Linked DNA regions of Mus musculus: region 1 is linked to region 2. The links are chromatin contacts, found by Hi-C or POLR2A ChIA-PET in ENCODE. All regions are on one chromosome and are shown on one strand. The core of a region is the stretch at or near the end of the contact, and the rest is flanking DNA. Distances in the headings are between cores, read along the strand shown. Region 1 holds the start of Pfkm (phosphofructokinase, muscle). Region 2 holds the start of Asb8 (ankyrin repeat and SOCS box-containing 8).

Region 1 (4,896 bases), core at 1,544-4,043, 37 kb before region 2:
TGTAGTTCTACAAGTGTTGATACATCCATAGCGCCATACATATGCCCACCATCACAACATTACTGAAGAGTTTCCCCACTATAGCATGTAGTTTTCACTACTACCCAGCTTTAAGCTCCGGGTCAACCACGCTCCAGCCCCACCCCGGTTCCCTTAGATCCCAGGATGAAAGACACACGGACACACACATAAGCTTATCTTTCATATCCTTTAGCTCAACGGCCCAGCTCTTCTAAGCCTTCCTCAGCCATCGAACCCTCCTTTTCACTCCCAGCTCAGCACCCTAAATCTGCCCTCAGCTTAATTATGTTTCTAATATCCTACCTGCTACTCCAAGCCCTGCTGGGGAAGCAGTTGACGGGCACTCCACCCAAGATCTCACATGGCTCATGGCTCTTTCTTCCTCCAAAGCATGGTGAATTCTCTTCCTCCCCTGTTCCTGCCTGGGGGAAAACTCGAAGTCCTGCCCATTCCACCCAGTTCATTGGTTGCTAGCATCTTTATTGATCAATCAAGAACCAGTTGGGGAACAGGACCTTTAGTGTTGACACTCAAGATTCCCAATTAAAATATCAGGCACACCTCCTACACACCACCTTTAAGATCCTCTGTCTATGCGCTACACAAATTCCTCTCTATTTCAAACCCTAAGTAGCCACTGATTTTCATAGTTTTGTCTTTTCCAGAAAGCCAGAAAGCTGGAATCTTATATAGCAGGTAGCACTTTCAGACTGCCTGATTTGCTGAGAAAGGTGCATTTAGGCTTCCACCATGTCTGCTCACGGCTTGATAATTAATTTTCCTTATTGTTGAATAGTGCTTTGTCATATCAACATACCACGCTTTCTTTACCTATTTACCTCGAGAGATGTCTTGCTTCTATTTTGGGGCAAGAGTGAACAAAGCTGCTGTAAATATGTTTGAGGGCATGATGTAACTCATTTAAGAGTTATGTGATGGCCATGTCTGTGACTGGAAACTGTTAAGTTGCCTTTAACTAATGGGCATTCTGCCAACAATGAACGATGTTCACTAATGTTCAGGTCGGCCTTGCAGTCTCACTGTATTTAATATTATCTCTTCCTATCTGAGCCATTTGATAGCTGGGTAAGAGTCTCTTAGCTCCCTGGTGGTAGAACAAATGAATGTTTTTGCGTATGTTTATTTGCCAACTGTGTTTTCTTTGATAACATATCTGTCCAGATCCTTTGCCCATTTTAAAACGTATTGTCTTTTTTACTACTGAGCTGTTAGAGGATTTTATTCGCGTATAAAGTTTATTATTTTTAAAGTTAGTTCTATGAGAGGTTTGAGTCTCCTCTGATGTGTACATACATACATACATATATACATATGTGATCAAATTCATCCCCACTCCCCATGCTTTTCCCAATCTCTTCCCCTTCGCTACCCACCCGGTTTTGTGTTCTTTTAACCCTTTAAGACCAATCTGTGCTGCCCAAACAATGTTGGATGTGGTCTTCCTCTGGAGTCAACTCATCAGGGGCTACACTCTCAGAAAACTGTCTCTCCCTGCCTCCAGCAGCTAAGGATTGCCATTTGCTCCATGGCTGGAATGGTCTGGACTTGGCTTGCACAGATTTTGTAAATGCTGTCGAAACTGCTCTGGATTCATATCTGCAGCTGCCCCGGTGTGCCCATAAGATAATTTTCCTTGCAGCCTCCCACTGCCTCTGGCCCTTCCCTTCTTTCTGACCCTTCCTTGGGAATGATTCCTGGGCCTCCTGGGTGGGGGTGCGGTCTATTATTTGTTGCACTTTGTCCAGCTGTGGTTGCTGTGTTAATCACCACCTACGACAAATAGAAACTCTCAGATGAGGGTTGAGAGAGGTAGAAGATGGGAGGTGGGTGGGGGAAAGGGTACAGAAAGGCAGACCGCACCAGCACCGGGTGGGGTTACTAGGCAGGTCTGAGGGGTCTTTCTTCTACATCCCAGTCCTTTATCAGATACATGATTTGCAAATACTGCCTTCGGTTTTATAGGTTCACTTGCATTCTTATCGTTGGCAGCCGGAATGTACATGGCAGAGGCAAAGCTAGCAGAGAAAGAAAGGGCAGTAGAGAAATCCGCCGGTCCTGGGACACAGAGTAAAGTTGACTGTGGATAAGCATTCAAGCAAAGACAAGAGGGGAGGCAGCAGAGCAGAGGGTGTGAGCTGGGGATGTTGGTGGTGCTCAGGGAACACCAGCCCAGTGTTCCTTAGAGCGCCTGCTGCAAAAGTATCTTCTGGGAGGTAGCTTTTCCCTCCCAGACTCTTGCAACCTGCTGCTGCGGACTTGAGAAGGGGCCTTTCCCTCTTTGGTCCGTGGTAGCATGCAAGCTGGATTCGCCCTCTTTCCTCTCTGAGAAATGATGCAAACGTGGAAAGACTTTTGAGGTTATTGTATAAGATATACCAGTGTTCTGTGTTTCTTAAAGGCAGGTATCTGTCTTAAGACAAAGCCTGGCACACAGACTCCAGATAAACATGTCCCTTGAAAGCGCGATAGGGGTGGTCAATTGCTGTGGTTGGATTTTAACAGTGGCACACGTTTGAATTCAAGGAATAGCAGACAAGCCAGGAGAGAAAAAGTTGGCTTAGTTGGAGACAAGATTAGCAACTAGATAAATTCTAACCCTCACCACGCACACGAGCAGCTAGCTCCCAAGATAAAGATGTGCTCGGGAAGCAAGCATGCAAGCAGCGGCCACAAGGCATCAGGGTTCTTAAGGGGTGGAGGAAGAGGAGGAGAGAGGCAAGCAGAGGGAGGCGGAGCCTCCTTGCCATTTTCGGCCTGTAGAGGTTTGGAAGCCTCTCCTCCTCCCGCGGCTGCCTCCACCTGGCTCCTCCCCGTGTTCGCCAAGCTCCCCTCCCCCTTTCCCCAAGGACAATCTGCAAGAAAGCAGCGGCGGAGGAGAGCTAAAACTACAAGGCAAGAGGGAGGCCTTGGGTGGAGAGCGAGGGGCGAAGCCAAGAGTGAGGTGGGAGCGAACGTGCCGTGCCGGGAGCAGGCGGTGGGGAGGACGGAAAGGAACAGAGGGCCAGACGTGACAAGGCATCCGAAATCGCAGGCGAGAGGGGGGATGGGTGCTGGGCACTCGTGAAGAAGCGGAGCCCCTCGGTTAACCGCCCAGCACTTGCACGCTCAGATCCCAGAGGCATGGGCAGGGGTGCTGGGCTGTGTTGCACTTGGTTGCCTGACCCCTCCCCTGGCACATATCCAGTTCAAATTGGTGCACCTATGATGCTTCCAGGCTGTGTTCCTCCTGCCCCCTGCGAGCTCACACACATACGATTCTGTATATTTATATTTAGCATCAGTGACTATGTCACATGCGTGTCACCGTGAGTCCATGAAGTATGGGGGCATACGAACTGCATGTATTTTTGTGTCCTGTGCCTCTTGACATACAAACTCAGGAGAACGTGAGCCGCTGTCACAGGCCAGCTAACCTTGGTAGGGTGAACTCGTCTCTTCCACTGAAAGCACGACATGGGGAAGTGTGGGGGCTTCTACAGGTGATGAGCCAATCTGGTGACGAACTCCAGGAATAAAAGAAAAACCCTCAGGGAAAAAGAGCCAGAACAGTTAGATAAATGTTCTTCTTTTCCAAAATTTTGGGTTCCCATTGGGTTCTCTAATCATGTAGTCTTTCTCACGACCAGCAGAAATCGAGACGTTAGCATGCCAGGTTTATGTGTGTTCATGTTGCTTTCCCGGTTTGTCACTTTCTAAGTCCTACATGTGCCTGAGTGTTTTGATTTGCTTTTTTATTTCAAATTAGCATATGAGCTATTAGTTATCTCTGGGACATTTTAGAACAAAATTTCGTTTTAGTAGACCCTCCTTTTCTCTCACCTCCCCCACCCACCCCGTGACCCCTGACTTTGCTGTGCACCCCTCTGTTCTCTTCTCCTTTCATGTCCCCTCCCCCATCCTTCATCACCTATTCTCATCTCTCTTGGTCTCGTCTCTAATTTTTAAGGGTTTACCCACACTTACTCCCGTTCATGCGTATACAGGTCTACTTTACAGGGTAGGAGCTTCATATGAGAGACAGAGGAAATGTAGTTTTTGTCTTTCTGAGTTTGGGTCACTTAATACTACACTTTGTAGATCCATCCATTTTTCTAAAAAAAAAAAAAAAAGCAATAATTTAGGCTTTTTTCTTTATAGCTGAGTAAAATTCCATTCCATACATGTACCACATTTCCATTACCCATTAATCTGTTTATGGCCATCCAGACTGATTCCATCTCCCTCCCTCCCTCCTTTCCTTACCTGTGATGTATCCAACCCAGGGCCTTACAAATGCTGTTCAACTGTAGCATATTCCCAGACCTGAGTGTGCTTTTAGCAGTAGACTATGGAGCTACACCCAACCCCAAGCCTGCTCTTCACACATCTGTGGTACATCGGGTCACTGATGCTTTTCAGCAAGTGTTACTGAGCTTCCTGTGTGCACAAACTTCAGTGCGTAAGCTCTAGAACTGGCCTTGTTTTCTTTTTCTTTTTGGCTATAAGTTTTGTCTGAATGTATGTTTGTGCACCGCATGTATGCCTCATGCTTGTGGATGCTAGACGAGGGCATCCAGTGCGGATGACTAACAGAGAGTCGTGAGCTGCCATGCGGGTGCTGGGAATTGAACCCAGATCTTCTGGAAGAGAAAGCAGCCACTGCTGAGTCATTTCTTCAGCACTGGATGTAAATTAAAAATAATCAGCCCCGGAGAAATTTTCAGTCCACATAGAGGAATTACCCTTAACAGCAGTGCAGTCCAGTGGTCAGGAGACTTTACTAAGAGGACACAGTATTTCAGGCTTTGCACAGCGCCAGACCATGGCTCCAGTCCCTGCCCCAGTGTGAGAGCGCAGAACGAGGATGAGCAGGCA
Region 2 (4,766 bases), core at 1,649-4,148:
CTCCAAACTGCCTGAAACAAAGTAGACACGTACAGTACCACTGAGTTGGCCTCTCCTTACGATACGGGTAAGCTTTTTTTTTTTTTGAGGACTCCCAAAAACAGATTCCAAGAACATATCAGTGATTATTCGGTGTCACCTCTTGGGATAGTAAGGCACTAGACTATAACAACTGTTAGGATGCTAAGTAACCCTGGACATTCTGACCCTTGGGTCCACATTCTTTCTCTCTCTCTCTCTCTCTCTCTCTTGGTTTTTTTTTTTTTTTTTCTTTTTTCGAGACAGGGTTTCTCTGTGCAGCCCTGGCTGTCCTGGAACTCACTCTGTAGACCAGGCTGGCCTCGAACTCAGAAATCCGCCTGCCTCTGCCTCCGGAATGCTGGGATTAAAGGTGTGCGCCACCACGCCCAGCACATTCTACTCTCTCATTTGACAAGATCCCCCCAAGGGTCAGGTCCTAAGACCCTCCTGGAGCGCAACACGGCCTTCAAAGGCTAGCAAGGAGTCTCTGAAGGCTGAAGAGAACATGCCACTCTCTTCCTGCTCTGAATTTTTGCTATTTTTTTCCTGGTAGCACCTTCAGGTTCCTTACACCCTTGTCTTACAATATACGTATGCACATATCATCGTTTCTCTGTCTTCTCTGCTCAGTAAAGCCAGCCACCACATCCCATACAACGTAGATGTTTAACAAATACTGGTCGCTTGACAGACTATGAAAAAGTGTGATGCCTGTGTGGAAGGGGAGGCAATGGAATAAACCTATCCTATGATAAGTCATCTGTAAAATATTTTCTTTTTTTTTTTTTTTTTTTAAAGATCCATTCATTTATTACATGCAAGTACACTGTAGCTGTCTTCAGACACACCAGAAGAGGGCGTCAGATTTCGTTACAGATGGTTGTGAGCCACCATGTGGTTGCTGGGATTTGAACTCTGGACCTTTGGAAGAACAGTCGGGTGCTCTTACCCACTGAGCCATCCCACCAGCCCGTAAAATATTTTCAAATATTCAAAGGAGAAAAAAAGCCGGGCAGTGGGGAAAGTAAGCATAGAACCACTCTGGAATCAACACAAATCTTTAAAACTTCAAGCCAATAAAAAAATACTTCCAATTCTGGGTAATAAGCAGATTTAAAATAAAAACATTTTAATAACTGGCTAGTCAACATGCCTGAGAAATATGGCTGTGCAAATGTGTTGAAACTACGTTATGGTAGAGAATTCTAGGATGAGCGGTGAAAGAAAATAATTCAACGTATTTAGATTCAACTACAATAAAAGCTTTAACTATGGAAGATGTGTTAAATAACAGCTATTGAGGTGGTGCATCCTTATAAAAAAAAAAAAAGCACCTATCAAAAACTGGAAAGAATGCCGGGCGTGGTGGCACACGCCTTTAATCCCCAGCACTTGGAAGGCAGAGGCAGGCAGATTTCTGAGTTCGAGGCCAGCCTGGTCTACAAAGTGAGTTCCAGGACAGCTAGGGCTACACAGAGAAACCCTGTCTCGAAAAACAAACAAACAAAAAAATCAACCCCACCCCTAAGAGTAAAGGTTATGAGAAGGTTTTTAAGTAGTGCCTGGCACATGCTGGTCCTCAATATAAATTTGTTAAATCCATATTTGAATTGGCATCACAGCATCAAGCACCCAGGATCGGACTCACCAAACCCCTGGGTTAGGTAAGTTGCTGTCAGGGTGTGACTCAGAAGCAAAAGCTTTACTGTAGAATATATATATATAATTACACATGCAACTACTAAGAAGCGCAAATTTGCGATGGGTTATCCCTTTATACATTCGATAATGTAGTATAAACTCTAGTTTCTTTTTGCTAATCAGTAGCCATTAACAGCTGTCTGAAAGGTATGCGAGGCTGTGGGTATGGCTTAGAATTCGGCAAATCCTGTTTTTTTTTTCTTAAACTTTGTAACAAAGGGGACAAAAAAGCATGGGGTTGGGAGGTGGGGTGGGCGCAAAGGTATAGTCCGGGTTTCAGCAACGGTGTTGGTCAGAGGGGACAAAGCAGAAGGCTTGACCTGATGTGGTTGTGTAAGTTCCTGGTACATTAAGCAGATGGCACTAAACCCTGCACTCATTTTATGGATGTTCCTGGCTTCCAGGCTAAGAACTCTACCTTGAAGCTCCAGGTGAAACTGTGTGCCTTTCGCAAGGACAGCATCTGCTGTCAGGATAGATCAAGATAATCAACTTCCCTGTGGCCCCCGAGGCCAGCAACCCTGCAATCTGACCCCGGTGGGTCCTTCCCTCAGCTGTGACTCGTTTGCTCCATGCCCTGTTTTTTCTTCTCCCTCCTATGGAATGTACAGAAAACTTTTTTTTTTTTTTTTTAAAGCAATGCACAAATACACTCAACAGACCCTGCTCAGGGCCGGCGTCGGCCTCGCCCCCGCGGTGACCCTTGGCCTGGCCGGAGGCTCCCAATCCCAGGACGCGGACAGCTGGAGGTTCGCAGCTGCCGGGTCTGGACGGACAGACGGACGGAGAGGGGCGGGGGCCAGGGCAGCAAAGGCCAGGGCTGCTGCGTCCCTTGCGGCAGGGACCCCCGGGCGCTCACAGCAATCCGGGCGAGTCCCGGGAGTCTCAGCCTGCACCCCGGGGCGCCGACCAGCCCCCGCCCCCACCACCCGCAAAGGCCGGGAACGGTGGCCGGGTCCGGAGGCACAGAGGCCGGGCAGGCGGCTAAGGGGCGTTCACAGGCTGCGAAGCACCGACTTGGGGGTGGGGAGGGGGGCTGGCTTCAACACCGTCCCGCACTCACGGCCGCACTCACCGAACCGCGGGTCAGATCGGTCCGGGAAGCCGCTGTCAAGGCGTGACCCGGAAGCAGAAGCGGCTCGCATCAGCCCCGGGGTTTACAGCGCAAGCCGGCCGAGTGCGTGGGCGCCTGCGCGCAGGCCAGTGTGAGCGAGCCGAGTGCGCCTGCGCAGACTGTGGACGTTGGTGGGTTCTTAAAACTTTCCTAAGGAGCTGGACGCATTCCCCTGTCGCTGCTTATAGGACGTGGGCGCGATCGCTAGATCACTCCTAGCCTCTGGCCTCGTGTCCTGGTCCAATGGTGGAGGAAAATCCCGAATTTTAAGCCTATTCTTATAAGTCTGCGTCTGTGTGGACCAGGGCATCCCATTAGTCTGCCTCCCAGAGTCTATATCTGCAAACAGTCCTGGCACCACATCCCCACCGTCTTCTCTGCTTAGCATCATCCATTTCAGAGTACAAGCGTCACATAATTGACAGAGCAAGCTGCTGGTGACTGCCTCTCAATCTTGATTTGAGGAAGCCCAGCTTATTTGAACTAACTCTCTCTCTCTCTCTCTCTCTCTCTCTCTCTCTCTCTCTCTCTCTCCCTCTCTCTCTCTCAGAATTTACCCACTACATAACAAAAGCAGGTTTGCACTTGTACACAGCAGAGGGTCTAAGGATCTAGCAAGATGAAGTACTGTAACCTGGAGGGTGGCAGTCACCTCTCTTCGGAGGTTCTGGGCCAGCTGTAGTTCAATGACCCAACACAGAAGGAAGAGTACAGGGTTCGGGCATTGGCTTTGAGACTGATGTATTTCGCTCAATTTCTCCGAGTATTATCTTTCTTGAGTGTTGGTGAAAGTATAACAACGTAAAAACAGAATTCTAGGCCTTTAGGCCCAGGCTTGGGAATGTGGCCTTTGTAAAGGTATGCTAATCAAAAAAGAGAGCAACATTCCTCTACCCACCCGCTTCCTGGGTTCAAAGAGTGCTCATTCAAAGAAAGTCACCCTGGCCATTACCAGAACCTGCAATGCAAATGTGCTATTGTTAGAGGCTCTTAGAAGCTGTCTTGAGAGTTAACAATTACCAGGTATTCCTTGTGACTCTTGTAACTTTACACTTCCTTGTGACTCTTAACTGGTATCTTTGGTATCTTCCAACAACACCCTCCCCACTTCCTTAAGTTTCGGTTTCTTCCTTTAAATACCCCCTTACCCAGCTACTCAGGGCGCCACGGTCCTCTACCCCTGCGTGGTGTATGACCATGGGCCCGAGAGCGCTCTTGAATAAAAATCCTCTTGCAATTTGCAGCAAGACCCGTTTCTTGTGGGTGATTTTGGGGTGTCGCCTCTCCTGAGTCAGAACGTGGGGGAGCCCTCACATTGTGGGTCTTTCATTGGCTGTAATAATACTTAAATATCCTTCTATTTCTAGAAAATTTGATTTTAAGTAAAAAACAAAGTCTTGCTTCCCAAATGCTTTCTCACTTGCCCAATTTCAAACCGCTGTATAGCTATCGTCATGGTACTGTACTACAAAATGGAGCTTGAGAGCACTTCATTATAAAATTGCAAAGCCTACAGTGTCTGTTCTATTTTTTTTTCTTCTTCTTCCTGAAGAAAGATAAGGACAATAATGATTCTCAATTTTAAATTTTAATATTTTTATAAAAATATTCAAACATACAGAAAAATTAGAATAGTAACATGAAATCTTTATAACATTGCCTATTTGTAAAACATTGACTTCTTGTCACATTTAAAATCTAATATTTGAGCCGGGCAGTGGTGGCGCATGCCTTTAATCCCAGCACTTGGGAGGGAGAGGCAGGCAGATTTCTGAGATCGAGGCCAGCCTGGTCTACAGAGTGAGTTCCAGGACAGCCAGGGCTACACAGAGAAACCCTGTCTCAAAAACCAAAAAAATAAAATAAAATCTAATATTGTTTTTGTCCTTTTTTCTATTTTATGTTGTTCTTGGTTTTCTTCTTTTTTAGA

What was found. A loop is a pair of places that touch in the nucleus more often than their neighbours do. ChIA-PET counts read pairs that join two places held with the same protein, here RNA polymerase II (POLR2A).
Region 1: a loop to region 2 is called in a map of gastrocnemius, with 5 times the contacts of the local background. The contact joins the promoter of Pfkm here to the promoter of Asb8 in region 2. A Hi-C loop is called at or near these places in 10 of 37 maps with a recorded cell type or tissue (gastrocnemius, heart and left cerebral cortex). POLR2A ChIA-PET finds 5 or more read pairs at or near these places in 3 of 5 experiments (Patski and embryonic stem cell).

Annotation. Positions count from the first base shown.
Region 1 is chr15:98,105,678-98,110,573 of GRCm38, forward strand. Pfkm (phosphofructokinase, muscle) reads left to right here and starts at 2,794. Exons shown (of 23, transcript NM_001163487.1): 1 at 2,794-2,934.
Region 2 is chr15:98,142,804-98,147,569 of GRCm38, forward strand. It overlaps Asb8 (ankyrin repeat and SOCS box-containing 8), which reads right to left and starts at 2,899. Exons shown (of 4, transcript NM_001170710.1): 1 at 2,798-2,899; 2 at 1-11.